Regions from separate parts of the Mus musculus genome. Here all the other regions are linked to region 3. Evidence: chromatin loops called from intact Hi-C (ENCODE). Cell type or tissue: left cerebral cortex. All regions are shown on one strand. Region 1 overlaps Galnt16 (polypeptide N-acetylgalactosaminyltransferase 16). Region 2 overlaps Galnt16 (polypeptide N-acetylgalactosaminyltransferase 16). Region 3 holds the start of Galnt16 (polypeptide N-acetylgalactosaminyltransferase 16). Region 4 overlaps Galnt16 (polypeptide N-acetylgalactosaminyltransferase 16).

Evidence for each region. Hi-C counts contacts between places; a loop is a spot of excess contacts. Peaks named below come from ENCODE experiments on the same cell type or tissue, not always from the same donor. Only the 100,000 strongest peaks of a DNase experiment are listed, where the experiment ranks them.
Region 1: a loop joins it to region 3, with 6 times the contacts of the local background. A loop is called at or near these places in 11 of 42 quality-filtered maps.
Region 2: a loop joins it to region 3, with 2.6 times the contacts of the local background. A loop is called at or near these places in 11 of 42 quality-filtered maps.
Region 4: a loop joins it to region 3, with 1.8 times the contacts of the local background. A loop is called at or near these places in 2 of 42 quality-filtered maps.

What each region holds. Positions count from the first base shown.
Region 1 is chr12:80,570,457-80,578,456 of GRCm38, forward strand. Galnt16 (polypeptide N-acetylgalactosaminyltransferase 16) reads left to right here. Exons shown (of 15, transcript NM_001081421.2): 2 at 1,843-2,000; 3 at 5,403-5,501; 4 at 6,046-6,113; 5 at 6,932-6,997. Among named protein-coding and RNA genes, the nearest start is that of Gm23817, 48 kb to the right of the region's middle. In left cerebral cortex, a CTCF peak has its summit at 6,806 (motif pointing left); DNase peaks (open chromatin) are centred at 4,172, 4,603, 4,838, 5,277 and 2 more places; H3K4me3 peaks cover 341 bases; H3K27ac peaks cover 1,320 bases.
Region 2 is chr12:80,581,192-80,589,191 of GRCm38, forward strand. Galnt16 (polypeptide N-acetylgalactosaminyltransferase 16) reads left to right here. Exons shown (of 15, transcript NM_001081421.2): 7 at 31-118; 8 at 2,459-2,543; 9 at 2,822-2,925; 10 at 7,268-7,394. Among named protein-coding and RNA genes, the nearest start is that of Gm23817, 38 kb to the right of the region's middle. In left cerebral cortex, a CTCF peak has its summit at 3,992 (motif pointing left); DNase peaks (open chromatin) are centred at 391 and 3,988.
Region 3 is chr12:80,515,451-80,523,450 of GRCm38, forward strand. It overlaps Galnt16 (polypeptide N-acetylgalactosaminyltransferase 16), which reads left to right and starts at 3,540. Exons shown (of 15, transcript NM_001081421.2): 1 at 3,540-3,895. The coding sequence starts at 3,719. Gm26777 (a long non-coding RNA gene) reads right to left here and starts at 2,763. Exons shown (of 5, transcript XR_381753.4): 1 at 1,760-2,763; 2 at 1,023-1,111. It overlaps 2310002D06Rik (RIKEN cDNA 2310002D06 gene), which reads left to right. Exons shown (of 3, transcript NR_045490.1): 2 at 849-926; 3 at 2,117-2,504. In left cerebral cortex, a CTCF peak has its summit at 4,743 (motif pointing right); DNase peaks (open chromatin) are centred at 2,591, 2,989, 3,195, 3,518 and 4 more places; H3K4me3 peaks cover 2,502 bases; H3K27ac peaks cover 1,713 bases.
Region 4 is chr12:80,594,304-80,602,303 of GRCm38, forward strand. Galnt16 (polypeptide N-acetylgalactosaminyltransferase 16) reads left to right here. Exons shown (of 15, transcript NM_001081421.2): 13 at 2,778-2,919; 14 at 3,715-3,840; 15 at 7,392-8,000. The coding sequence ends at 7,529. Among named protein-coding and RNA genes, the nearest start is that of Gm23817, 25 kb to the right of the region's middle. In left cerebral cortex, a CTCF peak has its summit at 4,682; a DNase peak (open chromatin) is centred at 4,682; H3K27ac peaks cover 1,577 bases.

The DNA of each region.
Region 1 (8,000 bases), 55 kb after region 3:
ATACTCTCCCCATGGGAGTTTGAAAAACTCTTCCCTCTGCGGTTTTTCTTTAATTTTAGCTCCTCAGCCATGAGCTAGTGGCTTCTTTCCATTCCCCTGACGCAGAGCTGGGGGAAGGAAGGGACTGGTATTCATTGTCTCGGGATGGAAGGGCACAACCCCACTGCCTTTCCATCTTTGCTCCCAGGGCTGGGCCTTTGGATTTTTCTAGCAACTCGGGGCTCAGGCAGAATCACCCCTTTCCCCCTCCTCTCTCCCTCCTCTGAAATGGATTTTGAGCCCACAGGGGGCCAATGACACTTCTGTTCATTTCCTAGCATGGCGCTCACTCAGAATATTAGAACATCATGGTTGCTGCTGTGTCACCTCTGAGCATACACCCTTAGCAGCTGAACCTAGCTTGGGACAAGCATACATTTCCTGGGAGAAACAAAATTTCCCTCTCTGGATCTGCCCTCAGACACCCTAGGCTCCTGGCAGGCCCCCAGGTCAAGGGGCCACTGGAGAAGGTGGTATTGGGGCAGTGGTCAGGAGCTAGGAGCTTCTAGATCTTTTAGCATTCCTCCAAGGGAGGTTGGGCCAAGCTCTCAGGATAACATGGACACCTTGATTTGTTGATGAAACACCTCAGTGTCACTCCACAGAAAAACCCTAATGTCTGCAGGGACCATCCTCTAAGGATGAGGCATGTGATAGAGACCTCATTCTTTGGCTCTATGAGTGGACAATTCTTGTCCTCTTTTCGGCTCCCTCCATCAACCCAGAGCTGCTGATTGGGCACAGGAATTGGAGTTGGGACGCAGTCACAGCTGATAGTTTGTCATAGCCCTTCTGGAAACATCTGGCTCACAGTTTGATTCAGATAATGAGACGTCAGGGTACATGTATCCATCCATTCATCTCTGATGTGCCTTCCCCTGTACCTCTCTGGGGACTCTGGTTGCAGAGCGTTGGCTGTGGCTAAGGAGTGGGAGGCTGGCCCATTAATTATCCCTCTTTCTCCAGCACTTAGCACCAGTGGGCCTAGTGTATCAGACATGGAGCCACTGAAGCAGCAACAGAAGTCCCAGAGATGCTCCAACACTGTAGTAATAGTGGTCCTGAGGGCTGGGTGCATTAGCCTGTGATGGCTTGCTTTTCCTCAATGGAAACTCTGCAGCAGCTTGTCCAAGCCCTGGCTCTTATCCACCGGCAGCCTGCATATGCCTAACCCGGATCCAGGCTCTTCATCTACAGAACACCCTCTCTAGTTTCTAGTCTCCTTAAGGTACCTTATCCCAGACAACTGATTTTCTCTGGGAAATACCTTCTCTGTATCAAGCAGAGAGCATTGGCTTTTAGAATTATGGCTGGTTTGGGTGTTAGAGAGATAGTTCAGCCAAAACACGCCTGCCACACAAAGTTGGAGGACCTTAGATCAGATCCCCAGAACCTTGTGTTTAAAACAACAACAAAACCGAACCAACCCAAAAACAACCCAAAAGGTGGGTCTAGTGTCTCATGCCTGTATCCCCAGCACAGGGGATGCAGACAGACAGAAGCTCACTGACCAACCAATCAGCGAACTTCAGCATCTCAACCCCACCCTCCACCCTCTCAATGTCCACTTCTGCCCTCAAGTTCATGTACTCTGTATCCATGTGTATACACAGTAGCAAGTACATACCTGCCCCCAAGATAATGGATAGTTTGTATCCAGATTTATAATGTTCTAGTTCTCTCAAGGGGAGGAGCTGAGAGGACCCAGCTGACACTCCTAGGATGTTCTCACAGTATCCTTCCCCATCTCCTCCCATGGAACCCTCCTGTTTGGGCCCTCTCTGATGCTGACCTTTGTCTCAGGTGACAGGAACACCCTCAAAGGGCTTTGATGAGAAGGCGTACCTGTCAGCCAAGCAGCTGAAGCCTGGAGAGGACCCATACAGACAACATGCCTTCAACCAACTGGAGAGTGACAAACTGAGCTCAGACCGACCCATCAGGGACACCCGCCATTACAGGTATGGCATCTGCTGAGTGGACAGGAAGGGAAAACTAAGAAAAGACCAGTGTTGGTCAGCTTGGTTTCTTTCACTCATATGTGTTTATTGTTTTATTACATTTATTTACCTTATTCATGTGTCTGTGTGTGTGTGATCGTGCACACATGCAAACTGTATATATTTTACAAATAAATATGATGTCCTCAGTCTTTATCTAGTGACTTTAGACTTTAAATTATCCTCACTCTCAGAATTATCCTGCCTCCTGTGTTTGTTTGTTCATTCAATCTCTCCTCTCCTCTCCTCTCTTTTCCCTTCCTTTATTCTTTTCTTCTCTTCTCTTCTCTTCTCTTCTCTTCTCTTCTCTTCTCTTCTCTTCTCTTCTCTTTTCTTTTCTTTTCTTTTCTTTTTGGTTTTTCAAGACAGGGTTTCTTTGTGGAGCCCTGGCTGTCCTGGAACTCAGAGACCTGCCTGCCTCTGCCCCCCCCCCCCCCCCCCGGCCTACTATGTCCTACTGGCACTGCCCTACTATATTTCAATGGAAAGGTCATGGAAACCCCCAGCTGAAGGCAGAAGGTTCCCTCTGTCCTCAATCAGACATCCCAGTAAGAGTAGCCTGCCAGGGGACCTCAAGAAAACCCAAGACGGTGAGCCGAATACTGACACAAGGGCTCCAGCCCTTCCCTCTTTAAACAGTAAAAGGCTGTGAACGCCCCTTGGCATCCTTTTCTTTTTTTTTTTTTTTTTTTTTTTTTTTTGGTTTTTGGTTTTTGGTTTTTCGAGACAGGGTTTCTCTGTGTAGCTCTGGCTGTCCTGGAACTCACTTTGTAGACCAGGCTGGCCTCGAACTCAGAAATCCGTCTGCCTCTGCCTCCCGAGTGCTGGTATTAAAGGCGTGCGCCACCATGCCCGGCGTGGCATCCTTTTCTTGCCTCCTTCCCTGGCCCCAGCATCTCCTGTAAAAGCATCCCGGTCTTGATCCTTGTTCTTCTCCTGTGGGAGATGGGCAAGGTCCTAGACCAGGGCCAGAGAAGCCTTCCACCAGTCAGTCCCTGCTTGGTGTGACTGGACTCACAAGGCAAGTCAGCAGCTCTCTTCCTGGGTTCAGTCTGATGTGTCCTATCTCGAGTATGTGCTATCACCTCTTATCTCTTCCTGCCATCACCTGCCATCATCAGAAACATTCTACTCCTTCTGCAGAACCCCTGCCCCCCCCCAACCCCCATGCCTGGCCTCATCTGCCCTTCAGTCAGCATGTGATATTCCTATGTTTTTATTTCCTTCTTTTCTTTTTCTTGATGTGTGTGGCAGGGTGTGTGTGTGTGTGTGTGTGTGTGTGTGTGTGTGTGTGTGTGAAGTATGTGCAAGACCAGGTTTTACAGTATAGCATAGGCTGGCCTGGAATTCACTGTATGTACTCCAGGCTAGCCCTAAACTTTGATTCTCTCCCAGTCTCAGCTCTCAAATGCTGAGATTACAGGTGCTAGCAAACCAACATTTAAGTCCTTTGTCAGTCAGCTTGAGGGCAGCTTCCTCTCTCTCTCTACTGCAAGCAATGGTAGGTTCATGTACTGCTGTTCTTCAAGACCTTCAGTGGACAGCCCTAATCATGGCTAACTCAGTCCTCAGGACCTAGGGGAATCTATGTCCTGACTTCATATGTCAACTGAGGGCTTGGCCTAGATCATCTGTGTCCACCTTCCCACCTCAACCTACCTTGGCTCTCCTCGTGTATTTGCTGAGATACTAAAAGGGGGAACACTGCTGGGGGCTTTGCACACCCAGGGCTGTGGTGGGTTGGTGAGGTGCCATGTGCTACTGCTAAATCCTCTCAGAGGGCTGAAGTAGATCAACGTGTGTGTGTGTGTGTGTGTGTGTGTGTGCACGCACATGCACACTTGTCGCAGGGGGAGCATAGGAGGTACCAGCCTGGTAAAGCCAATGTGCTCCTGCAAACCTTGCCTTCCCCAGATACAGCTTCCACTGGACTCCATGCTGCAGGCTAGCTCCTGGTCCTGGCCTCTGGCTGGGATGCTACTGTCAGAGTGGGAAATGACATAAGGCAGACTTGTTGAGAACATGAGCAAACCTTCCCAATATAGACATGGGACAGCCTCTTGAACAACTCCTGGCTCCTGGGAATTGGGTAGCTAGCTCTACCCGCCATCTAAATCCCAGAAGAATGTAGGTGCGGGGGAAGTTCAAGTCCACCCTTCAGACAAGTGTAGGAGGTTTGCCTCCTACAAGGAGAGAAAAACATTATTATCTAGCTTCTCTCCTTAGACATGACATCTGGGGACAAGGACAAAGAACTGGGACTCTGTAGAACTGTATTCCCCTTGGGAGCCTGGCTTCTGGGAGCAGAAGAGAGACCCTCCCCCCACAGCCCTCCCCACACAAGCAGTGGGACTCCCCGCCTGCCTGACCTGGCCTCTCTGCAGGGCAGGATGTGGGCCTGGGAATTCACACTGTGAGCTACTGTCAGTGGGGTGAACGCTGTAATGAAAAAAATAGTCATCGCTGGAGTAGTGTGGAGCGATTGTAATAAAGAACATCGCTTAGGAAAACCAGCGGAGGCGGGCGCCTGCCTTCCAGCGGTTTGGAGCCAGGAATGAATGCATTCACAGGAGCGATAGATAGGAAGGAAGGCCGGTGGGAATGACGGTTTTAATTCCCTTTGCTGAGATGAGAGGGAGCCGGGGATCCAAAGACAGGTTGGGGGACCCCGGGGCTGCAGAAGAGGGAGCAGAGTGGCAGGGACTGCCCTCAGTGTCTTCTGGGAAGCTGTTGTCCTGCAGGCTTGCCTCCGCCTGATAGCTCTTGCAGGGCTGTTAGTGCTATAGAGAGTGGGAGGGAAGTCCCTCCACCCCCACCCTGCAGGCAGAGTGGGAGGAATTTCTGGCCAGATCCTACCAGAGCTGGGAGACAGGGAAGAAAAAGCATCAGGATGTGAGAAGGCAAAAGGAAGGTGGTTTTCTCCCCAACCCATCTACCTCGCCCCACCGGTCTGCCTCAGCAGCAGTAGCCTCATGCTTTGGCTCCTGGCTGTATCCTGGAGCCTACACATAGACCCTAAACCTTCCCAGAAGTCAGTGCATGTGTGCATGTGTGTGGTGGTACTTTAGGTCTTTGGCAAAGAACCCCCAGGCTTAGGACGACTCCTCAATCTGCAATTTCCTTCCTAGACCCCAGGCCAGGTAGCAAGTGGGTGCTGGGCCCCTGTGGGATGGAACGTCATGTTGTAGGAGGCAGGCTCTATCCTAGCTTTGAGAATTCCTTCTGCATTACAGAGCTGTCTGTCCCAGGGCACAGCAAAGTGGGTATAGAAAAGCACTTAGCGGTCCAGGCATGCCAATACTGTTTGCCTTTGAACCCCCTCACCTCTGACCCCCTTCACCTCTGACTCCCGTCCTTTCTCAGTTGCCCATCCTTGTCCTATTCTTCGGACCTGCCGGCCACCAGTGTCATCATCACCTTCCACAACGAGGCTCGCTCCACACTCCTGCGCACAGTGAAGAGGTAATCCCCTCATCCTTATGGGCTGTCATCTCAGTGGCTCTGTCCCGTGGGGGTCTTTGGTGGCCAGGGAGTTTCTGACTAGTTTCTGTGTAGACACTGTGGAGGCAAGCTCTAGGAGGCTAAGTCTTGTCCAAGAAGCTAGATCTGGTGAATCTTTTGGGAGACACAAGAGGTCAAAAGCAAGAAGTCAAACCCAAGGTCAAATCCAAGAAGGTAGACATTGCAGCAGGCTCTGAGTGGAGCCTGGGCAGGCAGGGCAAGCTGGGTATCAGCCCAGCAGGTTCCTGGTAACCATCAGAGAGATATTCCCCTCCTGCACACATGCCACCTCCGCAGTACACTTAGATGCAAGTGGGACTCAGGAAGGAGTACCCAGAGACAGTGCTTGGAGTGATGAGGCCTGGGTATCCTTTCTCAGAGAGAGACAGGCGCCCCATCCCAGTCGTGGGGGTGGGCAGGAGCCTCCGTGGTGAGAGAGGCTTTTACAGGGATGTGTAAGAAAGGCTGACTGCAGGCTCGTTTTCTGTGCCCACTACTGTTCCAGCGTCCTGAACCGAACTCCTGCCAGCTTGATCCAGGAGATCATTTTAGTGGATGACTTCAGTTCGGATCGTAAGTACTCATCTTCTCTTCATCTGCCTCTCCATGCCCCCCGTCCTGGCTGCTCCCCCAGTTGTTGAGATGAGCTCTCTGCTGCCATCCTGGTTCTCACACATGGACCTCTGTCAAGCAGGGAATCGTTAGTCTTTTCTGGGATGATTTCCCTACCCTGGAACCCAACAAAGGGCAAGAGTGGCGTTGTTGAAATGATACACCTGTGAGATGACATTAAAAACAAAAATAAAAGCAAACGAACAAACAAACTGAAGCAAGGGGGTAGGGAGATGCCTGGGTAGAGAAGGTGCTTGCTCTACAAGCATGAAGAACTGAGCTCAGATATCCAGCACGCATGTCGAAAGTCAAGTGACAGAGGGTGCATCTGTCAGCCAGTGCTCAGGGAAGTGAAAGGGTGTGGGTGGATGGTGGGTGCCTCACTGGCCAGGTAGTCTAACCAAAACTATGAACTCCAAGGCAAGAGAGGTAGAGAGCCTGTCTTGGAAAAAGAAGCAACGAGGTAAAGAATAAAGAGAGAGACACCTGAGGTTGACCTCTGGCCTCCATGCCTATACACATGAGCAAGTGTACTCAGACAGATAGACGACACACACACACACACACACACACACACACACACACACACACACCTGACATAAAAGATCCCCTTTCAATATGCCAGGTGCTCTCTGGTGCCCCCTAGGGTAGAGTTGGGTTCATAGACACTAATGGTCCTCAATTAACCCAGGAGGAGTGGGCTGTCTTTCAGCCATGATAGCCAGTATGATCCGATGCCCATAACTAAATGAGCTTGCCTTCCTCCCCTCTGCCCCCAGCTGAAGACTGTTTGCTTCTGACCAGGATCCCCAAGGTCAAGTGCCTTCGCAATGACAAACGGGAAGGTGAGCGCTAGGTCTGTGTCCTGGTGGTCTTCTACCTCCGGACTCCTGTGCTGGACACTGTCCTAAGACCCTTCAGTCTGACTTGCTTCTTTCTTCTGAGAAATGGGACCGCGCTGGCATTCTTCTGCCTTACAGGGTTGCTATAAGGATGAACAAGAGTCTTGTGATGCAAAGCCCCAAGAAAATGGGAGGGAAGGAGAAAGGTGTGACCGACCAAGGAGTGTGTCGGAGCATCAGTGGTAGCACAGTGTGCTGTCTAAAAGCTTAGAAGACGCAAGAGAAGTTCCAAGCACAGTTCCTGTCCTAGGAATGTTTAATATGTACCCAAGGGGGTCAGAGTGACCCTCACCACAGTTGTGTTTCTGTGAATATTGTGGTGATGGAGGAGAGGGAGTAGGGTGAGCAGGAGGGTCTTCTGAGGTGGAGTGGGCCTCAATGGGGGGTGGGAGAAATAGGCCTCAATATAGAGAAAGTAGCAGGCATCTCAAGACACGGGTGATGGGGAGCAAGGGAGGGCGTGGCAGGCCAAGCACAGTGCAGTCAAAGGCGGGAGCTGACAGGTAGACAAATGCTGGTGCTAGCAGCCCCTCTCCCTGGAGGGCAGTGGCAGACATCGGCTCTGCTGACATGCTTGTCCTTAGGCATGACAGCCATTGCTCCTGTTCTGCCCACAGAGAACCGCGGTGCCAAGAGGGTCTGTAATTTTCCAAAGGTAGTAAATGGAGGAGCCAGGATTCCAGCTTGGGAGACACACTCAAAGGCCAGTCTTTTAGTCTCTCTCTATGTGTTCTTCTCCCTGTGAGAATCCAGGCCTGGCCAGCAAGGCAGAGACTGGGTGGCCTGATGTGAAAGCAGACCTTGAAAGGTGGTGGTGCATGCCTTTAATCCTAGCACTTGGGAGGCAGAGGCAGGAGGATTTCTGAGTTCGAGGCCAGCCTGGTCTACAGAGTGAGTTCCAGGACAGCCAGGGCTATACAGAGAAACCCTATCTCAAAAAACAAAC
Region 2 (8,000 bases), 66 kb after region 3:
ACCTCACACCTTCCCATCCTCCTCTTCTAGGACCACACCCGTGTGGTGAGCCCCATCATCGACGTCATCAGCTTGGACAATTTTGCCTACCTTGCAGCATCTGCAGATCTTCGAGGAGGTGGGTCCTGCTCCTCAGGAAGGGCCTGTAGGCTTGAAGAGAGGCAGGCAAAAGCAGGCAAAAGCCCTGCCTGGTTCAAGTGCTCTCCCCAGCCTCACTCTGCCAATCCTTCCTCGGTGAAGATGAGGAGGGAGAAGGAGAGCCTGGGGTTGTAAGTGCTTCACACACAGTCAGAGGTGGGGCCAGCTCATCAGTCATCCCTTCCCCTCATCGCGGGCACACTCCTCCCTCGTGCTGCTGGTCCAGGGAGCTTGGCCAAAGGCCTAGGGGAAGTCTTGTGGAGAGAAGTTGTCTGGACAGGAAGAACGGAGCCTGTGGCTTCTCCTGAATTCTTAATACACACCCCAGAGGCCATCAACAGCAGCCATTCACCACATTTGCTACTGAGCCTTGAAAAGCATCTAGTCAGATTTGCTATGGGCTATTAAGTATATAAAACCCACACCAGTGGTTAGGATTCTAGTGTGGACAAATATAAACCATCTCATTAGTGTTTTGTATTGATTGCATGCCGAAATGTTTTGGGTAAGCTGTGTTAAGACTGTTTTATTCAAGCTGGGCGTGGTGGCGCACGCCTTTAATCCCAGCACTCAGGAGGCAGAGGCAAGTGGATTTCTGAGTTCGAGGCCAGCCTGGTCTACAAAGTGAGTTCCAGGATAGCCGGGACTATACAGAGAAACCCTGTCTCAAAAAAAAAAAAAAAACTGTTTTATTCCAATTAACTTCATGTTGTTGTTTTCATGTAACTCCTGGGCAGTCTTTTTTAATATTAATTAATTCATTTACTTATATTTTACATGAATGTATAAGTACCATGTGCATGCAATGTCCACAGAGGTCAGAAGAAGGCATCTGATCCCCTGAAACTGGAGTTACAGATGGTCATGAATTGCCACGTGCATACTGGAAATGGAACCTGGCTCCTCTGATGAGCCTCAAATGCTCATGACTGCTGAGCAGTTCCTCTAGCTCAGCACCTCTCAACCCGTGGGCAGAGCATATCAGAATCCTGAATATCAGATGTTTATCTTATAATTTATAACAGCAAAATTACAGTTATGAAGAGACAACAAAATAATTATATAGTGGGAGAGGGGTCACCACAATATGAGGAACTGTATTAAAGGGTCACAGCATTAGGAAGGTTGAGAACCACTGCCCTAGCCTCTTCTGGACTCTTTAGATGGTATATATGTGGCTTGAGTTGGTGGCTTGCTCTTCTTGTCCCTTTTGACAACCACGGATCCTGGTATTGAGCTGCCTAATTCAGGTACCCTCGTAGCCACCCACATATGGCTCTTTAAATTAATTAATATTAAATAAGATTTACAATTAAATTCCTTGGTTGTCCTGGCTACATTTCACGTGCTTAACCCATATTGGGTTTTGGCAGCCGCACAAGGTTTTGGTGACCCCACTGAGCCATACAGATATAAAACATATCTGTCATACAGAAACTTCTGTTGGACATTGCTGCTCTAGAGACTCTGTTGCTGGGAGTTAGTGGGCATGGGGGATGGGTTTTCTCTAGGGCTTGGTTACACACTGAGTGGACCCAAACAGGAGTTAGACCTTGAATCTGGGTAAGATCCTAAGAGAAGCCAGCCATTTCCCCTCTGAGAAGTCACCTCAGGGCCTTTGTACTTGGTCTTAGTTACTTTCCTGTTGCTGTGACAAAACACCATGACCAAGGCAACTTATAAAAGGCAGCGTTTATTTGGGGGCTCATGGTTCCATGGGATGAGTCTATAACTATCACGGCAGGAGGTGTGGCGGCAGGCAGGCACGCATGGTGCTGGAGCAGTAGCTGAGAGCTCACAGATGATCCAAAAGCAAGAGGCAGAGAGAGAGCGAACTGGGCCTGGCATGGGCTTTTAAAGCCTTGAAGCCCACCTTTAGGGGCAAACTTCCGCCAACAAGGCCACAGCTCCTAATCCCCTGCCCCAGAACAGTTTCATCTGGGGACCAAGTGTTCAGATAGATAAGCCTGTGGAAGTCATTCTCGTCCAAACCAGCACCCACTTGCTGCTGCCCGTGTCTGGAATTTCCTTTTCCCAGATGTCCATATGGAGCATAGTCTTTATTCCCATGCTTGGTTAAAAAGCAACTTGTCGGAGTTTTGTTGACTAACCTTGCTATAATATGGATACTTCATGTTGTTATTTGCTCTTTAGCACTTTGCAAAATACACTTTGTAGCATTTGTCTTCTCAGTAGGCTGGCACAGGTGTCCGTGTCAGTACAGTACAATGGCTTCTGGGATCCCACTCTGATCAGAAGAGACTAAAGGGTGGAAAAGAACGTCCAAAGCCATCCCACTCCCACTCTGCTTTGCCTGTAGGGTTTGACTGGAGTCTGCATTTCAAGTGGGAGCAGATCCCGCTGGAGCAGAAGATGACCCGGACTGACCCCACTAAACCCATCAGGTCAGCCTGCTGTGTCCTTCAGGGGAGCTCTTCTTCCTGGGGCAGGGGCCTGGGAGACTCTTTGGAGCGTATATCATCACTAGGGCCTTCAAGGGTGTCCAGTCTGGGTGCTAACTCTGAGTCCTCAGACCTGCCTGTAAGAACAGAGAGGACTGTGACCATGGGAACAGTCGTGAGGCCTTGAGAGCTGGCCAGGCCTCCTGCCTCAGCGACTCTGCAGAAGAGAGGCTCCTGGTTTCCACATTTCACGGTTTCACCTTCATTCTCTGTCTCCCCAGGACACCTGTTATAGCTGGAGGAATCTTCGTGATTGACAAGTCCTGGTTTAACCATCTGGGAAAGTATGATGCCCAGATGGACATCTGGGGAGGAGAGAATTTTGGTGAGTCAATCAACAAACCATAGTGAAAACACAAGAACAATACCGAAGCTCAGACGGAGCAGTCTATATGTCAGGCCCTGGCCTTAAAGATACATTGTTTTAAGTCATTTAATCATCATAAGGGCCCTTTGAGGTAATTGTCTCCATTTTCCTGATTAAAAAATAGGCACAGAGAGTGATCTGTTAAGTTAGATGAAAAAGTTTAGGTATCCAGGGGAGCCTGTGACCAAATGGCTAAATGTGTGTGTAGGAACAATAATGACTGAACACAGCTTAATTTTGTGGCTGTTTCTCTACCAGAAGGGGTAGGGAGGTATTCAACAGCACATAATGATCACGTGTGATATGGAGTCAGAGGCCTGGGTACCAGCTCTGGCTCAGCCTCTTCAGTCTGTTTGATTTGGGGCGAATTAAACCTCTTTGGGACCTGGTTTCTTCCAGCGCTTGTCTTGAGTAGTAAATGAGGCTATGGCCATGATCACTGTGTGAGACCACAAGGATGGGACCTCCTGGACGGCCTGGGACAGCAAGAATGCTTCCCCAGAGTGCTGCCACGTGAGGCTAGAGCCCAGGTTCCAGCGTAACTCGTCTGGGTCACAGGGAGAAGCAGTGAACTTGGGTAACAGCAGTTGAAAAACAGAAGAAACAAATAAAAGAAACAATAAAACAAGGAAAGAACCTGCTTCCTGGGGTTCTGATAAAGTAGGCATGAGACTGTGTGTATATCAGGCCAGACACACACACACACACACACACACACACACAGACACACACGCACACAGACACACACACACACAGACACACAGACACACACACAGACACACACACACACACAAATGCAGCTCCCTGCCTGGGTGTTCACAAAGGGTTAATTCATAATATGGACTAGATATGAAGGCTAGCCAGCACAATCCTGGGTGGTGCTGTGGCCACAGGGAGCTGTTGCCAGTCAGTCACAGGTCTGAAAGATGGGGATGCAAGCACCCCTTGGCAGGCACTGCGTTCTCATAGGGGTGTGGAGGTGTTGCCCCTCACCAATCTCTATCTGCTGCTGCCTCCTGCTGGCTGCACCTGCATGCCAACAGAAGGAAGCACCAGGGCTCGGGCAGTCTAAACAGGAGGAGCCTCCCAGAGAAACCAGGGAGGGCAGAGAGCTATCCCAGGGTCCTCAGGAGCAAGGGTAGTTGTCTGGTCTTTCTCTCAAAGCTCCTCTCACAGTCTCCTTTTCCACCTGACCAGGTTTCTAGAGTAGTGGGTAGGGTGGTGGTCTCTCACCCAAGTGACACTAGGACACAGGTCATGGTGCAGCCTTCCTGAGTTTAGTCAGAAAGTGCCATGTGTGACAGTTGTTCACAGCAGAGCTCCTGAGGGGTGGTGAGGTATTCTCAAGGCCTGTGTGAGGTGTTAAGATGTGAGCCTTGTCCTCTCATGATGTAGTGGGAAAACAGGACCACGGAGGGGCCAATTGACCAGGTGGAAACAAGCACAGGATTTTCTCTGCTCCAACCACTCTTGGAGTGTATAGGCAGCACTCACGGGAGTAAATTCTGGGAGCTAGGGCACCGTGACCCTTGCATCAACACCTCATTTCTTGTGTCTGGAGTCCCAGTGACCTGCTTTGTGTCCTGGTCTCAGCCTGAAGGCAGCTTTGGCAAAATAGTTTTCCTGTGAAGCTGAGGTGGGCCCAGCAGGCTGGAAAGGGCCTAGCCTTCCTGCAGGCAGATATTTCTCTCTTTCTCTTTCTCTTTTTTTTAAACAGGCTGGGAACTGACAGAGAATCCAGTGAATGATCAAATAGCTCACTTCAAACTCTGCCTGAGGCAAGGGCTCGCGGGCTGGGGAACTTGAAAGACAGAGCTGAGAGAGATTCTGGCTAGGCTTCCGTTCCTCAGAAGAAACTCAAAGAAGTGTCTAGGCTGGCTATGGCCCTCACCGGGTCAGGTGCTGAGCCAATTTTGAGCCCTGAGACTCCTGTCTCTTATGGCTTTGAGCCTTTTATTCCTTGGTTGAAAGACAGGAGCCACCCAAACTGAACCATGCTCCTGTGTCCCCTGAGACATCCACAAACAGGAGGCCACTAGGAATGGGACTGGTAGATACCCAAACCTTGAGGGTCACCTTAGAGTTTCTTCCTCTGCTCAGACTCTGCAAGGACTCTCCCATCCTTCACAGCAACAGCCAGAGCTCTGTTGTCAGCTCCTAGGTTCTTCACGGAAGCCAGTACACTCACTCCAGTCTTGTCTCCCATTTCTCAGGCCCTGACTCATTCAGCAGGCCTTGGTTGCTCACAGGCTATGCCTGTCCCTCTAGGTTTGTACCCCTCTAGAAACTTCTTTCCTTGAGAGTTTCATGACCTGTTTCAGATCTTTGCCAGCTTCTGCTCTCTGCTCTAGTGTCCCCTTTGCAGTTGAAAAATTTTTATTTCTTTTTTTTTAAACTTATTTATTATTTTATGTAAGTACACCGTAGCTGTCTTCAGACACACCAGAGGGCATCAGATGTCATTACGGATGGTTGTAAGCCACCATATGGTTGCCAGGATTTGAACTCAGAACCTTCAGAAGAGCAGTCAGTGCTCTTAACCACTGAGCCATCTCTCCAGACTGAAAAAAATTTTCAAATCAAGGCCTAGAGTGATGGCTCGGTGGTTAAGAACACTGACTACCCTTCCAGAGGACCGGGATTTGATTCCCAGCATCCACATGGCAGCTCATAACTGTCTGTGACTCCAGTTCCAGATGATCTACCACTATCTTCTAGACTCTTCCAGCATCAGGCATGCATCTGGCACACAGACATGCATGCAAACAAAATACCCATACACATACAAAATAAAATAATAAAAGAAAAACTCTTCAGTCATCCTAATTAAAAATGTAACCCCACGCCCCCAACCCCACTGTCCCTCTCCGCCCCTGCGTTTTCTCCCTCGCACTTATCACTCCCCATGTGGTACATTTTCCTCACACAATCTTGTTGACTTGGAGTTCTTGTTTCCCACTCTTATGAATTTTACCCCCACCCCCAACGAGAATCTAGAAGAGTGCACAGCACATAAGAGATGCTCAGTTAGCATTTGCCAAATGAACTAAAGAGTTTTACTCAAGTGTGGCTTGGGCTGGGGAGTGCTCAAAGTGCTTGCCATGCATCTGTGAGGAGCAGAGTTCAAATCACCAAAACCCCATAGAAATGCCAAGTGGTTGTGGTGGCTCACACGTAATCTCAACCTTTAAAACATGGAGACCCTTGGAACCAGCTGGCTAGCCAGGATAGCTGTATCAGCTAGAACCCCTGCCTCAGTGAGGAAGATGGAAAGCAAACAGGGGAAGACCCCTGACATTAACCTCTGGCCCCATGAACACACACGCACAGATACACACACACACACACACACACACACACACACACACACACACACACCTACTGTGCTCACACAGATGCACAATACATGCATACTTCACAAGCACATACTTAAGTCAGAGAAAGAAAGAAAACTGATGTGTGTGGCTTGCTAGACAAAGTATGAACTTTGTATTGCAATGTTGCAACTTTGTAGTTCAGTGATCTTGGAGAGGCTTAAAACAAAACAAACGCTGGGCGGGTGGCACACGCCTTTAATCCCAGCACTTGAGAGGCAGAGGCAGGCGGATTTCTGAGTTCGAGGCCAGCCTGGTCTACAAAGTGAGTTCCAGGATAGCCAGGGCTTCAGAGAAACCCTGTCTCGAAAAACCAACCAACAACCAACCAAACAAACAAAACAAACAAAACCCAGAAGTGGGATCAATGATGTGTCCCCTTTATTTCAGTACTGGGGAGGGTGAGGTGGGAGGATCACTTGAGTTCAGGAGTTCAAAACCAGCTTGAGCAACATAGACCCCCATCTCAAATAAAACGAGACAAGTGACACATGCGGTAATCCGAGAACCCGTGCTGAAGCAGAAGGATTGCTGAGACTTTAAAGCCAGCCTGCACTATAGGCTGCATAGCAAGTACCAGACCAGACAAAGCAAGACCATACGGGCTGAATGAGATAAGGTGACCTCACTAACATATATAACATAGCAATGGTATATAGGTATGGGGTATATAGGGGTGTGTGGTGTGTGTGTGTGTGTGTGTGTGTGTGTGTGTGTGTGTGTGTGTGTAAGTGAGTGATGTATATGCACATGTATGTATGTGTGCATGGGATGAGCTTATGCAAGGAAACACCCATTTTACCTAGCACAAGAGCTCACACCCCAGCATGTACTTTCATGGAGACCCCAAAGAGAAAGAAGTCTATCCCCTTCGCTCCTTCCCACCATCACCTGGAGGGATCTCTCTTCTTCTTCTTCTCCTGCAGAACTCTCCTTCAGGGTATGGATGTGTGGTGGCAGCTTGGAGATTGTGCCCTGCAGCCGAGTGGGCCATGTCTTCAGGAAGCGGCATCCCTACAACTTCCCCGAGGGCAATGCCCTCACCTATATCAGGTAGGTCCCCGTGGGAAACACCCTGGGGAAGCATGGCATTCTCCTCACTCTAGACACCCCCAGCTAATTACTTACTCACCATGCCTCTGGGTTGCAAACCTGTATCTCAGGCTCAGTTTTTCCATTTGCCAACCCCATGTCTGATACTCTGGGCATTTCTGAGGGCAGAGGATAAACTTGGAGCATTGTCCCTAGGTCTCTCTTGTCTTGAATTCCTTTCTCCACAAGTCTCAGACAAATGGCCAAGTGACTAGTATATTGCTGTTCTTATTCCTTGAACCTCAGTTGTTGGCATTGGCTGCCAATGCCTCCACATTGACTTGGCCTGGTACCCAACCATGGATATTCCCAGCCACGGAGGCCACTTGGTCTCATAGGAGAGTAAGCAGTGTCCTGGAAGACCATCCCATGATCCATGGTCCTGATGGAGTTGTTGTGTGTGGTGGTGGTGGGGCCTGCCCTGCTAAGGTCATGTCTTCCCCTCACCTAGCCATGCTGGTTTGTGTAGGTTGGACCAGTGCTTTCCACATCTAACTAATGAATGATCTAAGTTTTGTCTGATTTCTCCCAACCCATTTAAAGAAACAAAAAAAGATTTATTTAGGG
Region 3 (8,000 bases):
GACCTTCCCATCTGCAGTGGTTTCCAGTAGCTCAGCATTCACCTTTTCCTTAGAGACAACTGGTATGTTGAAGGTGGCTCTCTGACAGTGGGTGGCTGCCAACCTCTGCATGGATCTCATCACTGTTGAGGGGCAATGACATAGCCTTCTCAAGGGATAAGGATGCTGAGATCCTATGTCAGCACTGTGTGTTGTGTGCTCACAGATGGTCTGTGCTTCCAGCTTTTTTTCCTGCTCAGAGCAGACAGGTATGGTGGGAGGGGAGGGTTTCATGCCAGGTTCTCTAACCTGTCTTCTGGACTTCTCACACTAAAGCAGACCTGATAAGAGGCTTCTGAGAGGGCCTGCCTCTTAAAGGTAGTGAACCTAGAGTGGCCAGCTTAGCAGAAGCTCTGAAAGAGGCAGCCATTCAGCCGTGGGGCAAGGCACTCTGCCCTTAGTAATGTTTGATGTGGCTGGAGAAGCCATTCTGGGCTCTGTTCTTGGCAGTAGTGGTAAGCCCCTTTTGCATGTGCTTCGGCAAGCTTTAGGAAGTCCCCTTTCAGCCCTACTCCTCTGAGGTGGGAAGAGCATGTGCCTGTGGGAAGAGATTTGCAGGGCCCTGGGTGAGCCTCTCTGTCTCCTGGTATTTTTTTTTTAAAGATTTATTTATTTACTATATGTAAGTACACTGTAGCTGTCCTCAGATACTCCAGAAAAGGGCATCAGATTTCATTAGGGATGGTTGTGTGCCACCATGTGGTTGCTGGGATTTGAACTCGGGACCTTTGGAAGAGCAGTTGGCGCTCTTAACCACTGAGCCATCTCACCAGCCCCTGTCTCCTGGTATTTTATCCCATCTTTCCCAGCAATGCTGCAGGCAGCCGGCACCCTCACTGTGCAGCTGAGAAAACTGAGGCTGAGAATTGACCGGAGCCACCTCATAGGTAAGAGTTAACATGGAATTTACCTGTCCCTGCCCCAGTGGCAAGGGCGTATGCTGATCTGGACCCCCTCTGTTGCCCACCCATCCCAGTCCTCACCCAGATGCATAGTCAGAGAGGGCTCCAAGATCCTTGTGAACCCTTGGTGGTGACATTCTGTTCAGCTCACTCAGTACTGTCTTTGACATCTGTAGAAGAAAGAGGTGAACTGTGTCTGAGAGGAGTGCCAAACGGCGCAAGATGTCTAAGGTACTAGAAGCTGGAAATGACTCTTAGACCCATCCCTTCATACCCCCCCCCCCTTTACCCAGGAGAAAACAGATTTGAGGGTGGAAATGAGGACCCTGCACAAACAGCCCTGTACTGGTCGCTGGATGCTGGCACCTGCCGGCCTCCTGAGGGCTGAGTGTCCTCATCTGCCAGTGTGAGGATTCGCATAGCTCATCTCAGGGTGGGAGCTCTGCAGGGCATATATGGAGGGCTGGCACAGGGCGCCACCCGGAAGCCTCAAATAACCTGTGGCTGGCATGGTTACTCTTGGTGTTTTCAGAGTTCAGGGACCATTAGGAACATGCAAGTCTCTTAGGGTGGCTTTAAGTCTATGCTGCTTGGATCTCCTCCCAACACCAGCAAGGAAACCCCAGGGAAGGCTGGGTTCACTTCTGAGCCATTCTGGACTTGATCCTGGAAGGAAGATTAGAAGCTGAAGCTGAGGTGGCAGGCAGCTCGAGCCCCCTCCCTGTCTAGAGTGCTCATGGTGAGGGGGACACAGTCAACCTTTATGTCAACTCCCTGTCACATAAAATCACTACCTCCAAGTCCAGGGAAGTGCCCACCTGAGGGAGGACTGGTCATCCTAGAAAGGCTTCTGTGGTGGTACTGGTGCAGGGGCAGCCTTCTCTGTCCCTTCGTCCTGTGAGTCCAGAGGAGTAAGTGGTAATGCTAGTGGAAACTCCGATACATTCCAGCGTCTCCTCCTCCTCTTCTTTCTCCTCTAAACAAAACACTGGTCATTTTCTTTTTCACTTCAGTAGAAATATATCAAGCTTGTCTTAGGTTTCTGGAACTACTGACAAACACCCTCTCATTTCACTTGTGTGTCTCTGGGTGATGCTGATGCTGATACGGAAGCTGATGCTGATATGGGAGGCAGGACATGCTGCTATGATCTCAATATTTACCTTATTCCCCAGATGGCTTCATTCGCAAGCCTGACCTGTCTTGGATTTTCCGAAGAGTCAACCTACCTGACATCATCCAAAAAGCACCACCCTGTCCACTCTGCTCCTGGCATTTAAGATCCTCCAGTATCTAGACTTGCCCAGTCTGGCCAGTCTCAACTCACACCAGGTCTTTGCCAGTATCCAGCATGCTCTCATGAGATATTATCCTGAGGGCCTTGGCTGTCCCTGCCCTTTCCTTATTCTTCTCTTCCTTTTTGGGATTACCCTCCTATTCTCCAGATTTATCCACTTTCTCTGGGAAGCCTTCCTAAAGACCACTTTGCAAGACTATACTTTCAGGAATCATTTCTGTAGTTCGTTACTGAAGACCAGTTTGCAATAAATTATTTCTTCCTCCGCAGCATCTACTTTGGTATCTCAGAGCTCCGAGTGTGTGTCTTCCTTTGCCTGACAGGCCCTAGCCCGCCTTGTCTTCTGCCTGGAGCCTGAATTATTCACACCTGCTTCTCACCTCTCATCGACTTCAGGGCCTCCGCAGAATCAGAATCTCAATGATGTCTATCCTGTCTCTCACCACCTTATTTTGCACTTTGTCAGAAAAGTGTCAGAGGGCTCTTAGACAGGGTTCTGTCCACTAATCGAACCCTGTGGCCTGGCCTCTATGGCCTCCCTTCACTCTCACGGAACGGTGATGACGCCTCAGGACAGTTCAGGGAGCCGCGATGCCGGTGTGGATAGGAACTAAGAGAAAGCTAGGAGCCCCAGGGTAATGAAAGATGTCCAGCGATCGCATCCCTGTGCTTGCATTGGTTGTACCGCAGCGCAGCTTCACCTCGCTCTCCAGAGTGTCAAGTGCATCAGCTTCCAACTCCCCACCCCCTCGGGCCACCGAGGCGGATGGAATCCTGGGTCTCCGAGAAGGATTCCGGTGCAAAGTCAAGACTGCCTACTCGCTAGCCTTGCCCCCTCCGAAGGACTCTCTGAACACAGGTTGAACCCTGCGCCAGAGCTCAGTTCTCAGCGCTGCCGGGAACTGCAGCTAGGCGACTCGGGCCAAGGCCAGGGGTCGCGCGTCTTCGCTGGTGACTCAGGTCCGCTCGGCGGTGGGTTAGGTGTGGGTGGAGAGACAGACCAGGGCCACGCGGGGGCAGGGGACGGGCGAGAGATAGCCGAGCGTTGAGAGAGCAGAGACCAGCTCTGGTTCATCGCCATTCCACCCCGCGTCTGTCTCGCTGAGACCCGGGATGCGGGAGGAAGGCCCGCGCCACTTCCCAGCGGGCGCGCTCTTTAGCGGGTGCGCAGCGGCCCCGGCTGCCCGCGGCGTCTGGAGCACAGAGCCAGCTAGGCGCGCGAATGAATGAGCGCCCGGGGCCGCGCGCGCTCGGGGCTGAAGGGCATTAGGACCGTGAGGATCGCTCTGCGCTCCTGTCTCTTCCTATCACACCCCCCCCCCCTCCCCAACCACCACCACCACCTCTCTCTTTTTTCTGCTCTGCAGGACTGAGCAGCCCGGCGCAAGCGACAACAAACGGCTGGGGCAGCAAGCTCCCCTGCTCGGGCTCCGAGAGCACGCCGGCCTCGGGCCCCACGCGGAGCGCCCGTCCGCCCACCATGAGGAAGATCCGCGCCAATGCCATCGCCATCCTGACCGTAGCCTGGATCCTGGGCACTTTCTACTACTTATGGCAGGACAACCGAGCCCATGCAGCATCCTCCAGCGGCCGCGGCGCGCAGAGGGCCGGCGGGAGACCAGAGCAGCTCCGCGAGGACCGCACCATTCCGCTCATTGTGAGTACGCTCTGCGCACCGGGTGAGCGGCGGGCCGGGGATCCTCGGCGCGCGTCCTGCCCCCCGCTGTTAGCCGAGGTTCGCGGGGCCCGACCGGGGGCTGCGTGCCCCGAGCACCGTTCGGGCTTTGTATATATTGGAGAATTCCTGCTCGTTGTTATGGCAACCTGTGCGGGGCCCGGAGGGGCCAGGGTGCTTGGATGCAGGGAGGGTGACAGCATGTGGGGGCAGGGAGAAAGTGCTGCAAGTTTGGTGGGCCCGGCGTGCGCGCGCGACTGAGAACGTGGCGGCTTTCGCGGCCCCGCGCAACCGGGGCTGGGGACTAGGGGGCTGCGGGCGTCTCGCCATCCCCAGAAGGCGGCTGGCCCTGGAGTGCAGCGAGCGGGTGGTGGGAGCAGAGCTCAGCAAGAGCGCGTAGGTGGTGGTGCGCACCGGGTCTCCAGCCTCTGGGGTAAAAGACGCCGGGCGGCGGCGTGGGTAAGGGAAGGGTCGCTGAGCGCTGCCCTTGGCTTAGCGCCTTCACATCCAAGATCAACTTGGACCAATTTTTTCAGCTTCCACCCCTACCTTCCCCGGAGGTGTTTTCTGGCTCCCCAGGGGCGGGGAGAAGGCTTGACTCATAAGCGCTCTTTGCCTCCAACCCTAGGGTCTGCAGTTGAAGGGGACTGTGTGTTCGTTGGGCTGGGCAGTTCCCTCTCATGAGATCACCCTCCAGACATCTGAGCGAGTAGGAGAAACAAAAGCGGTGTTAGTACTCCGAGAGCTCCCGCGGAGCTGGGGCGAGGGGTTGGGGGGCGGATTAAGCTGCACAGTAGAACCTGGTGGGGGCAAGCTGAGCCTGTAGGGGGCGTCCTGTCTACACTTTCGTCTGGTCAGCTGGTGATGGCTTCGTGTGGCCAGGCCCAGCACCTGTTGAGGAAGGAGACTAGGGGACCCTTTGAGAGAACGCTAAGATGGGAACGTTCTTCCGACGGGGGCAGGTAACCTCTTGGGACACACTACTGTTGGTCAGAGACAGCTTGAGAAGTCCACCAGGACCAGAAAGAAGAGCAAAGAACCAGGGAGGTGTGTGTGTGTGTGTGTGTGTGTGTGTGTGTGTGTGTGTGTAGTAGGGGAGGGTGTGATTCTTGCCCGGAAAGATCTGAACCCGCGGGAAAAGGGGACTGGAGCTCCTCCAGTAGGTGAGGTGCAAGGTCAGGAGTGCGGATACCTGTATCCTGTAGAATGCAGGGAATTTGTAGTGAAATCCAAGAATATGAGGATGGTTCTCTAGGTACCCTCACTTAGCCCCATCCTTCCCGTATTCCCTCACATCACCTGTTTGTAAAGAAGTAAAAACTCTACAATGGTATCAGTTTCTGGGCCTGATGAGAGGAGACCTTAGGCCCTAAGGTTTGTGTTTTAACCTAGATTCCAAGTTGTGGTGCATCGCTGCAAACATGCTTAGGAGGGCCACTGTGCTGTACCTAGGACATGGCTTTCAAAAACTTGTCAGTGTCTGAACATACGGAGCTAAAATAAAAAAAAAAAACCTGTACACTCTAGGGTGCTGAGATCTATGTGGACGGACAGGTCAGAGGAAGAAAAACACAAACATTGGTGGTTCTAGACTCCAGTGAGTTCCCACGATGTGTGCCCCAGCTACCCTATTCTTAGTCCTGGATCAGTCCAGTCCCGGTCTCAGGGACCAGAGCCTAAGGCCAGCATGATGGAACTGAGGTCAGATGATCGGGCTCCCCATCTCTCTCTCTCTGATGACCTGCTGGGAGGTGGCCTTCATCTAGAAGAGGAAGATGCTAGGAGTTGGTAGGTGGGAAAAGAGGGCAGAGACCACAGACAGGCTTCTGTAGTCTGGTCCAGAAACCTGAACCCTGACTTTGGTTAGGACACCTATCTTCTGTGCCTCTCAGATGAGAGTCTCAGAATGGTGTGTGTACGTATACTGGGGACTCTTGGTGGGATACGGGATGAGATTTAGAAGTTGGGGGGGGTGTGGCACTAGTGAACACTTCCCTGCCCTCCCCCCCCCCCCCCATTCCTGCAGATGCTGACTTTATTGCTGGTAAGCTGCTGAGACTGGAAGCTGGGAGCCAGAAAGAAAGGCAAGGATGGAAGTCTCAGGGAGTTGAGTGGCAGAGTCTTGCCTTACCACTTGTAGCCTGGGATGGCTCTGCTGCTGGCCTGACTGCAGGCTGCCCTCGATGTTGCTTTGCATTGTGTTCCTATCTTGAGAAATTCACTTCCATGTTGCTCTCAGCTGCAGATAAGCTGTGCATGCAGGGACCGTGCTGGATGCTTTCCGCATTCCCACATTGGTACACACGGCAAGACTTAAGAAGTACCTCCTTGATAAAGGAGTGCAAAGGGATTCTGCTCACTGGGAGCAGTGAACAGGTCCAGCTTCAGATGCCCTTACCCACAGCTCTAGCCTGGCCTCGGTAGAAAGGTGAGGTGACACGTGCTTTGGCACCTTCAGGAGGTGGACCCTTTGTTCAACATAAAAAGGGGGCAGGTGCCGGTGTTGACTTCTCTCTAAAACTTTTGATAACTCCTCACTGTCAGCCATTTTCAAACATGACTGTTGAGTTGGGCCATAACTTCAGATTCTTAGAGAATGAGGTGGCCAGCCCTGTTGTCAGAGGCTGAGCAAATTCAGACAGTCATTACTACCCCAGGGAACCAGAGAGCTAAACCAGAAAGGGAGGGTCCCTGTGAGCATCTGGTCTTGGAGGCAGCTCTGCCCTCACTGTGTTGTCTGGCCTGTTCAAAGCCAGCCAAGTTGCTTCTGGACCATGGGGAGCTTGTTTGGCATTGTGGGATGTCGGCATGGCAACCCTATGGCCAAGTTTCCCAGAGAGGCCCTACTCTCAGCCTGTGTGTCACAGACTCTGATGTGAAGTTTTTTGGTCATGGAATCTGGATTCAAGGGAGAAGCTGACTCCATTCCTCTGGCAGCTTTACCAAGCATCGTCGAGGGTTGACTCTTTGCCTTGCTGGGCAAGGCAGTGAGCATATTTGGAAATATCCCCTTGGATCCACACTGATCCTGTGCTAACAGAGGATTCCAGTTGATGCAGGATGCAGAGTAACCAGGGCTGGAGTGTGTGGTTGATTGGTTCTGGTTTCTATATGCTAATTCTCTTAACAGGCTTGAGTAAGAGGCCAGAGTCTTACATGGAATTTCACTTTACATTATTTGAAAACAAAACAAAACTATTTTGGGAGTTTTCAGTAGGGACACACACAATTAAGACAGCCATTTCCTGTCTAAACACATGAAAGGGTTTGGTATCAGCTTTCTCAACTGGAATTGCTCACTCTCTCCCTCCCTCCCTCCCTTCTCCTTCCCTCCTTCTTCTCCTTCCCTCCTTTTTCCCTCCCTCCCTCCTCCCTCCTTCCCTCCCTCTTCTCCCTCCCTCCCTTATCCCCTCCCTCCCTTCTCCTTTTGTGTGTGCGTGTGTGTGATGTTGTTGTTGTTGTTGTTCTTAGAGACAGAAAAGCCCAGGTTGGCCTTAAACTCAAAATCTTCCTGCCTCAGCCCCCTGAGTATTAGGATTGCAGATAAACATCTCCACACCTGGCCTCAACTGGAGTTTTTTTATCCTGAAATCGAGACAGAGCTGAATACCCATGGACAAGATACCTACCACCTGTGGACCTTCCTTAGTCTTTGTTCAGTTTGGGTTAAATAATTGGCCAGGCTTGTTAGTGCCTTGACAAACAGATGGTAGATTTCTAGAAGGGAGAAAATAGCTTTGGAAGTTCTTTCTGGTGCTGTGAGGACACAATAGAGACATACCTGACCTACAGAGCTATAGACTACATGACCTGTCAGGTCTTGTAGTAGCTCTTTAGATCTTTTGGGGAACTTCACTGTAGAAGGGGACACCGACTTTGGCTTTTCTAGGACTGTTCTCTGAGAATTGAGGTTCAATCACAGCAGAATGGATTTGTATTTTATTTATAATGTGTGCATTTTGGAGCTGCGGGAATAAGATTTGCCTAAATGATAGAAAACGATTTTGTATTTAATTTGTTGAGGTGATGCTTGCGAGAAAGAGGTTAGGGAGAGAAAACTACAAATACCCACGATTTCCTTTCCCAA
Region 4 (8,000 bases), 79 kb after region 3:
AAAGTGGGAGGGGCTAGAGATAGGCCAGAGTCACCTCAAAGGCCCTCCGCATAGAGGATCCTTGTAGATCACATGACTCGGGTGGTCACCACAAAGTCTGAGAAGGCTAAAAGAGCGTCCACTTTGCTGAGCCAGCCTGCAATCCTGCCACAGAGCTGCTCTGAGTCTAGGCCTAGCTTCAGCTGGCCTGCTAGTTCATCACTTTTATTAGGACTGTCCCAACCAGCAATGCAGACTACATCGCACCATTATAGGGTGCTAGTCACATAGTGGCCATTGTAGACTCATTACAATAACTTCAAGCAGATGTCAGGAATCATTCTAACCAAAATAGTATGTTGTAACAACCTTCTAGTCGGCATGGTATGGCAATAGTGGGTGCTATTTCTATGAAGGCATTGTGAGGTCTAATGGTTGCCCTGCTTAGAGGAGAGTCACTGGGGGAAACAGGGGCAGACACAGAGGAGCACACATAAACAGCTTGGTTGGCTCTGCCAGGCAACTGAGGAACACGAAGGGGCTTGCCATCTGGGCATCTAGAACTGCTGTCCCAGGGACATAGAGCAGAGGTGCCTATGCTCTTGGCATTACTGCCCAACATGTGTTCCTTCCACAAGCACCACTGGGCAGAGCCCCCACAGGGACAGTGCCCTCTCACCTCTGGCAGCTGATGAGCTGGCAAGAAGAACATAGGGTGAAATCAGAATAACCCCGTGCCGCTCGAAGCATTTCCCTGGAGCACAATTCTCAGAGGTCCCAGAAGGCAGCTTGGTTCATGCAGAGAGGGAAACCAGCACTCAGGGACCTTGAAGCTTTTCCTCATAGGAGTTACAAACTCAGCTCCTTCCAGGGGTCATAGAGGCAGAGAAAGCAACACAAGAAACGGGGTGAACAGTAAGGAGTGCAACTGCCCCTCAGGACAGATGGTGAGTGTTCCTGGATCCCTGGCTCAGAGGGCCTGATCTCAGAGATGCTGGACTCAGGTTTTGCCCCATAACCTTAGAGTGTGCGTGCGTATGCGTGCACGCGAGTATGTGGGAAGCAAAAGGCCAGAGCTGGATGTTTTCTGCTGTTATGACCCACCATCTCTCTTGAGACAGGGTCTCTTAACTGAACTTGGGGTTCACCAGTTGACTAGATTGGCTGGCTAGCAGAGTGAGAAGCTGCCTGTCTCTGCCCACTCTGCACTGCACCTACAAGTGGCCATACCTGGTTCTACATGCATGCTGGCATCTGAACTCAGGTCTCTGTTGCATGTTCATCAATAGAGCCATCTTAGGCCTTTAAAAAAGATTTTAATTAATTGGTGGGGACTTGGATGCTTGTGTGGACAAATCATAGAACTCAGTTCTCCCCTTCTACCACGTGGGTCCCTGGGATTGAACTCAAGTTGTCGGGCTTAGCAGCAAGTATCTTTACCCACTGAGCCATCTTGCCAGACCCCTCATTTTTAAAAGCAGCAGTCACTCCTCCTCTGTGAGGATCAGATGGGATGTGTCTGATAACAGCGGCCACCCCTGCTCTGGACCTGTGCGATAAGGTCTGGTTCTGAAGGGAAGTCTAAGTGGTGGGTGCCACCACCAGGGTGTGTGACAGGGAGTAAAGGGAGCTCTCTGCAGCTCCCTGAGAGCAAATCAGTACTGGGGTTCCATGGTTTCTCAAACAGCCTGGGGAAGACCTGCTTTGGCTGAGATCCTGCAAGGCTGTCCACATCAAGGAATGGCAGACACGGCCCCTCCCACGGCCCAGGCTCTCTCTAACAGAGGCATTAGGGAGCAAGAAGCATCAGGCCCAGGGTCATATACTGAGTACTCCTGGTTTCCACATAGTGTGTGATGGATGATTAATTCATGGGCCTCCCCAAACTAGACATACAAGCCTGTGTCAGCTGCAGATGGTAGCCTGCCTAGGTTCACTGCCCAGAGGTTATCACTGTGTGTGCACCTGTGTGCGTGTGCTTAAGCCTTTTACTGGCACATGAAATATTTTAATAATGTGATAGCTTGAAGCCTCCCTCGGCAGCAGGCTGAGTGCTGGCTGGTTTTCTCTCACAGTCATTTTGTAATGGGTACAGGGTTTCTTTCCTGTGCATGTATCTAGCCCATGCCAGCTGCTGAGTAAGCAGATATTCCCAATGCTTTTTGGTATGAATATCTTTTAATACAACGGGCTTATTTTTCATTAAGTTCCTTACACGGGCACTCTTCAGTCAAAGACATGCATACGTTAAGGGCTCTGGTGCTTAATTCCACAATGTTCTCTCCCAAAGCTGAGCTAGTTCATGCTCTCGCTGGTAGAGTAAGTCTCATAGGTATTGCCAACACTGGGCATTGTTTAAAACACACATACACACTCTCTCACACATACAGATATAAGAGAAACAAATAATTGCTCTCTAACACACATTCTTTCATCACAGTGAGACTGAACATGTTTGCATGGTTATACATTTTCAGTTAGCTGCTCCAAAGTCATCCCCTCACTGGTATTTTGAAATCGGGTGGTAAAGTCACCTTTAAACTCCCAGGTGTCCACTTCCAGGCTGAAGAGTCCATGAGTTAGGCCTGAGTATCTCTTCAGGGTCCCTTGTGTCTCAGGTCTCCCATAAGAACCTTCTAGGACTGAGGCTGTTTCTGCCTCTTACAACCCTGCTCCCCATACCCCACCCCCACCTCCCCAGACTGCCAGTCCTGGAGACCTCAGTGACTCCCTCTGGAGGAAGGGGTGGGTAAGCAAGAGGAGAGAGAAAAGCAGCCTGATGTCACCTTTCTCCTCAGTGTCCCCGTGAAGGAAGTGCTCCCTGGTGTCATTAAGCAAGGAGTTAACTGCTTAGAATCCCAAGGCCAGAACACAGCTGGTGACCTCCTGCTTGGAATGGGGATATGCAGAGGGTCAGCCAAGAGCCCACCACCAGCCCAGGTAAGCTGTTTAGGGCTAAGAGCAGGATGGAATCTGAGAGCGTTGGCCACGAATGGGGTTAGGGCTTCTCTCTGCTCATTTTCCTCCTCGCTTTCTACACCATCCATAAATCAACCTTCCCAGGGCTCCCCACATTTTGCTCCTGCTGAATGCCCATTCCTTTCCAGCGCTGGGTCCCTCACTTCCTCTTCTAAAGGAAGAAATGGTGCCCAGTTCTGTGCTGGAATATAGTTTGAATGTGTGTGATGGTCTGCAGGTCTCTAAGACTCTGTGTACATAGCTAATGCATGAGTGCCACACCTGTATCAGCTCTAGAGCAGATTGGGGAAACCCCATCATGGACCCAGCTAGGTCCTGTATTCTTCCTTCTTCCCTCTCTCCAGCATCCCTTGGGGCCTCCTTAACTCCCCTCTGGTTAGCACCAGCTGAGTTTCTTTATCTTAATATTTGGCTGAGAACAGTTTCTAACATAAAGCAAAATGGAAGCTGTACAGTGAATACTCTCCTTTAGCTTCTACAGTTATTTGTAAAAAGTTTGAAAAAGGCTGGGCAGTGGTGGCGCACGCCTTTAATCCCAGCACTTGGGAGGCAGAGGCAGGCTGATTTCTGAGTTCGAGGCCAGCCTGGTCTACAGAGTGAGTTCTAGGACAGCCAGAGCTATACAGAGAAACCCTGTCTCGAAAAACAAAACAAAACAAAAAAAAAAAAGTTTGAAAAAAAGTCCTGAATCTCTTTGCCTAATCACCTGTCTACCCATATCTGTCCACCCAGAGCTGTCCTTTCCTTGTCTTGCAGGCATGGTTATTTAGCGATCACCTTATCCAGCAGCAGGGGAAATGCCTGGCTGCCACCTCCACCTTAATGTCTTCCCCTGGATCCCCAGTCATACTGCAAACGTGTAACCCTAAAGAAGGCAAGCAGGTAAGCCTCCACGACCAGGCACAGATGAACAACAGCTCCAAGGGACACTGAGCAGTTATGCCCTGACAGGGGAGTCCCAGCTTGAGGCATGTGCTCGAAGATCAGCCTCTCGGTTGAGAATCTGAGGAGCCTCTGGCATCATCTAGGCCCAGCAGAGCAGACGCTGCAGCTAAGTGTTTGTTTAACATTAGTTCTGCCAGTCTGGGGGCAGGAACCATTTGTCTTGCTAACGCTGCTCGTCCAACCTTTGATGACAACTACAAAGCTCAAATAAGAACTAGCTTGGATGCCCAGACTGTGCTAGCCCGCTCACATCCACAATCATCCTTTAGCTGCCTCCTCCTCCAGCTGCCTGGTAAGATAGTTCTCAACGAGCCCTATTGTCCAGTGAGTGAGCCATGGCTTCCTTCACATAGGCTTTCAGCTCCCACAGCTAGAAAGAGCAGAAGGAGCTAGGATTTAAATCTGGGCTCAGTGTGACTCCTGAGCCCACAGACTTAAGCCAGAACTTAGTAAGAATTTCTTGGCTACTGGCTCACTGGGAATCTGAGGTCCAGAGACAGTGATTTGCAAGCTCACATGACTAGCCTCAGATGGTTCCTAGGAAACAGTTCAGGGTTACTTGTGGAAGGAAAGGCTAATGCTCCGAGAAATGTTGTCACTTGCCCCCAGCGCAAAGCAGCCAGTGACAGAGCACTAAGTACTAGATTGCCGGAGTTAGCCCTTCTCTTTGCTGCTGCACTCTTCCTGGTTAAAGGGGCTCCTTGTTCCCCAGAGCATGGGATCCAAGGCCCAGGCCGCTGCAGCCGCCTCTCCACCCTGCTGGTGACACAGCCTGCTTACAGTCCAACAAAGGGTGAGGAGGGGCCTGGCTCTCAGCCTGGGCCTACAGGGCTTCCACCCACGCCTCTGCTGTTTGTTTGGGTCAATTCTTTCTTTAGGGTTGAGTGGCAGTTTGTTATTCTGTTCTGGAAAAACAGCCAGGTTCTCTCCTTCCAGCCTTTGAGTATGAGAATGGGGGCCAGGGTGACAGGGAAGAACATTATAGCCACTTACTGGGCTTCCTGGCCACTTCTGCTAGCTTTCAGCCAAAGAGATATAGCTTGACCTCTGCCCTGTTCTGCAGCCAGGCAGGTGCAGTCTGCCCTTTGGCTGGAGCCTCAAACCCTTCCTGAGAGGAAAGCCTTGAGCCCACAAACACCTCTATGATGAAGTCAGAGCTTTCTGGTATCTTCCCAGGCAGCTCATTCAAATACTTCTCTATAAAAGCACCCTGTGGACCATAGAGACCCTTGCTGCCAATCCTGACAACCCGATTCCCCAGGATCCATGTGTCCTCAGGCTGCATGTGTTATGTTCCTCCAAGCCTGGCTAGTCATCCCCCCGACCCCCAGCACCCTGGATGCCACACCTCTCACCACCATGGAGGACAGATGAACAGTTCCCCGACTGTCAGTCCATTCTGGATTCTTGGCTTTCCTTTCTGGTCTCTAATTGGCCTTGATTCCAACCCAGGCCAGTTAGGCTTCACGTGTCCATGAAGCTCCTGAGAGTTAGACAGGGTGCGATGAAGTCAGCAGGCTCTAGTCCAGCCATTCCCCAGGTTCCTCGCTCATACAATAATGGGCTGCTGCGCCGGGCATGGTGGCGCATGCCTTTAATCCCAGCACTTGGGAGGCAGAGGCAGGCAGATTTTTGAGTTTGAGGCCAGCCTGGTCTACAGAGTGAGTTCCAGGACAACCAGGGCTACACAGAGAAACCCTGTCTTGAAAAACAGAAAAAAAAAATAATAATGGGCTGCTGCTTGACCAGAGGATGCAGATGCTGAGACCGGGCATAGGAGATGCCTGAACATGTGTGACATCTGCACAGCCTCAGAGTGGCTGGGAGAGCCGGTGAGAAAGGCTGCCTAGAAGTTCTGGTGGAAGTAAGATTTCTACCAGTGGGTTATTCATTTGCTCATTGCTTCCCATGCCAAGGAATGCACAGATCATGTGCAAAAAGGGAAGGGAGAGCCTGGTTTGACATTTTGTTGGAGGTTTAGCCAATGGAGTCAAACATGAGAGGCTGTAAGAACAGTCCGGTATCCAAATAGAAACTGGAGATGCAGGTGTGCCTGTGGAAACTAAGCCAAATTTTAAATAACACCGTCTCCACAGTTGAGTGCAGCTTATCTCTGTCCCTTAGCTGCACAGTGAGAACACAGACAATCTCTCTCGGAGCTCTGCAGGCTCCAGTCTCATGGTCATGAGCTCTGTCGCCTCATAGGAAGGTAAAAAGGGATGTGGCTGCAGGGAAGGAAAATAGGCAAGAAACAGAACATTGATGTCTGCTGCTATTCGGTCTTCTGCAAACGCAGGCCTCTGCCTTACATCTCTTCTCCATATCCCGTATAACACACCATCCTCTATCCAGGCCTTTCTGAAATGTTCTATGGAAACAGCTTCCCCCCTTACCTTGTCAAGCTTGGGAGAAGAAAATTCTAAGATCCCCTTTGTGACTCCGACATAGGGGGACTCCAGTTTCCCACCCCCAGCCCACTACATGACTCTAAAGGTGGTGGCCACTTCCACTTGAGGGTGTAGGTACTGGGACTCTTGATTGCAAGTCAGATCAGGCATGGAGGGCTACAGGAAGAAGAAAGCTTTGTTCTTATAAAGCAAAGATTCCCCTAGGCCACGGGTCACTAACTCGGTCTCTGCAGGGAACTGGTGGGGGAGCTGCTAGGTGAGGAAAGTCAAGTCCAGGAGCTGATGGATGAGAGCAGAGAGCAGGGGGCGCCCCAGCCCAGCCATCTGATAGAAACTGAGCCTAGTGTCCATAGAAAAACTGGAGATGTGTTTTATGTGACAGCGAAGGTGGGATTTAAAATAACAGCTCCAGGTTGGACACAGCCCCTGGGAGTGTTGTTTCCTTTGATCTATGTAGTAAGTTGTCCCATACCACAGAAGTGAGCACCCAGAGAGGGACACAGTCTGTTTTCAATGAAGGGGGATGAGGGCTGGGGAGATGACTGCAGCACTGTTGAAGTGCTTGCTGTGTGATCCCGAGGACCTCAGTGTGGATTCCCCAGCACCCACATAAGAGGCCAGGCACAGCCTGGGATCTCAGCACTGGGGAGCAGGACATATGAGGATCCCTGCAGCTTGCTAGCCAGCCAGTCTTGCTGAGTTGATGAGCTCCGTGGTTAGTGAGGCCCTGTATCAAAAAATAAGAGAAAGTTATACAGGAAGACACTGACATCAACATCTGGCCTCCATGAAGGCACATGCTCACACACGTGTAGGAAATGCACGCTTGAGCACGCGAGCACGCACACCCACACCCACACAAATAAATAAACAAACGAGCACTGTGTGTTGTAGGTGTATGTGGTTTTGTGTGCACGCTCATGAAATGAAGGTACAAACTACTTCTTAGTCCTGAACTGGGCATGGAGTGTAGCCTTGTGCATGTCGGGTAAGCACTGTACCACAGAGCTCCAGCCCCAGCTCATATGTTGTTATTTTCAAACCATTTTCTTCTTCCTTTCCTCTCTCCCTTCCACCCAGAAATGGAGAAGGAAAGGATCTTTCATCCAGCATTCAGTCAGCGGCCTCTGCCTGGAGACAAAGCCTGCCCAGCTGGTGACCAGCAAATGTCAGACAGATGCCCAGGCCCAGCAATGGCAGCTGCTGCCACACACATGATGGTAGCCCCCAGCCTCCTGTACCTTCTGCATGAGACTTGGGGACTGGAAGGGGTTAGGGTGGGGGAGTGTCAAGCGGGCTGTTTCCCATCTCCTCACATTTCGACCGGATCATCAGTACACACCCCTACCACGCATTTCTCCAAAGCTAGTTCAGGCAGGGTGCAGGGGCATGCTTCATGCCCTCTGTGCCACCCAAGTCTTGCCCTGGGAGAGGAGATGGTTAGTATGCAGCTGTCCTGGGCAGAGACTTGGCAGCTGCTCCTGGCCCTTTGTCTTCTCCCTTGGCCCTTTTTGGGCTCCAGACAGTGATGTGTGGGCCTTCCCCTTGTTGCCTAAGAGGGACGAGGACCAAAACCTACCAAAGGGGCCAGTTGGGTCACGGGGCTAGCCTAAAGTCAACACAAGAGGACAGGTGGCATCGTGTGTGAAGAGGCTGAAAGCAAGGCAGCTAGAGAAGAGGAAGGGTTGA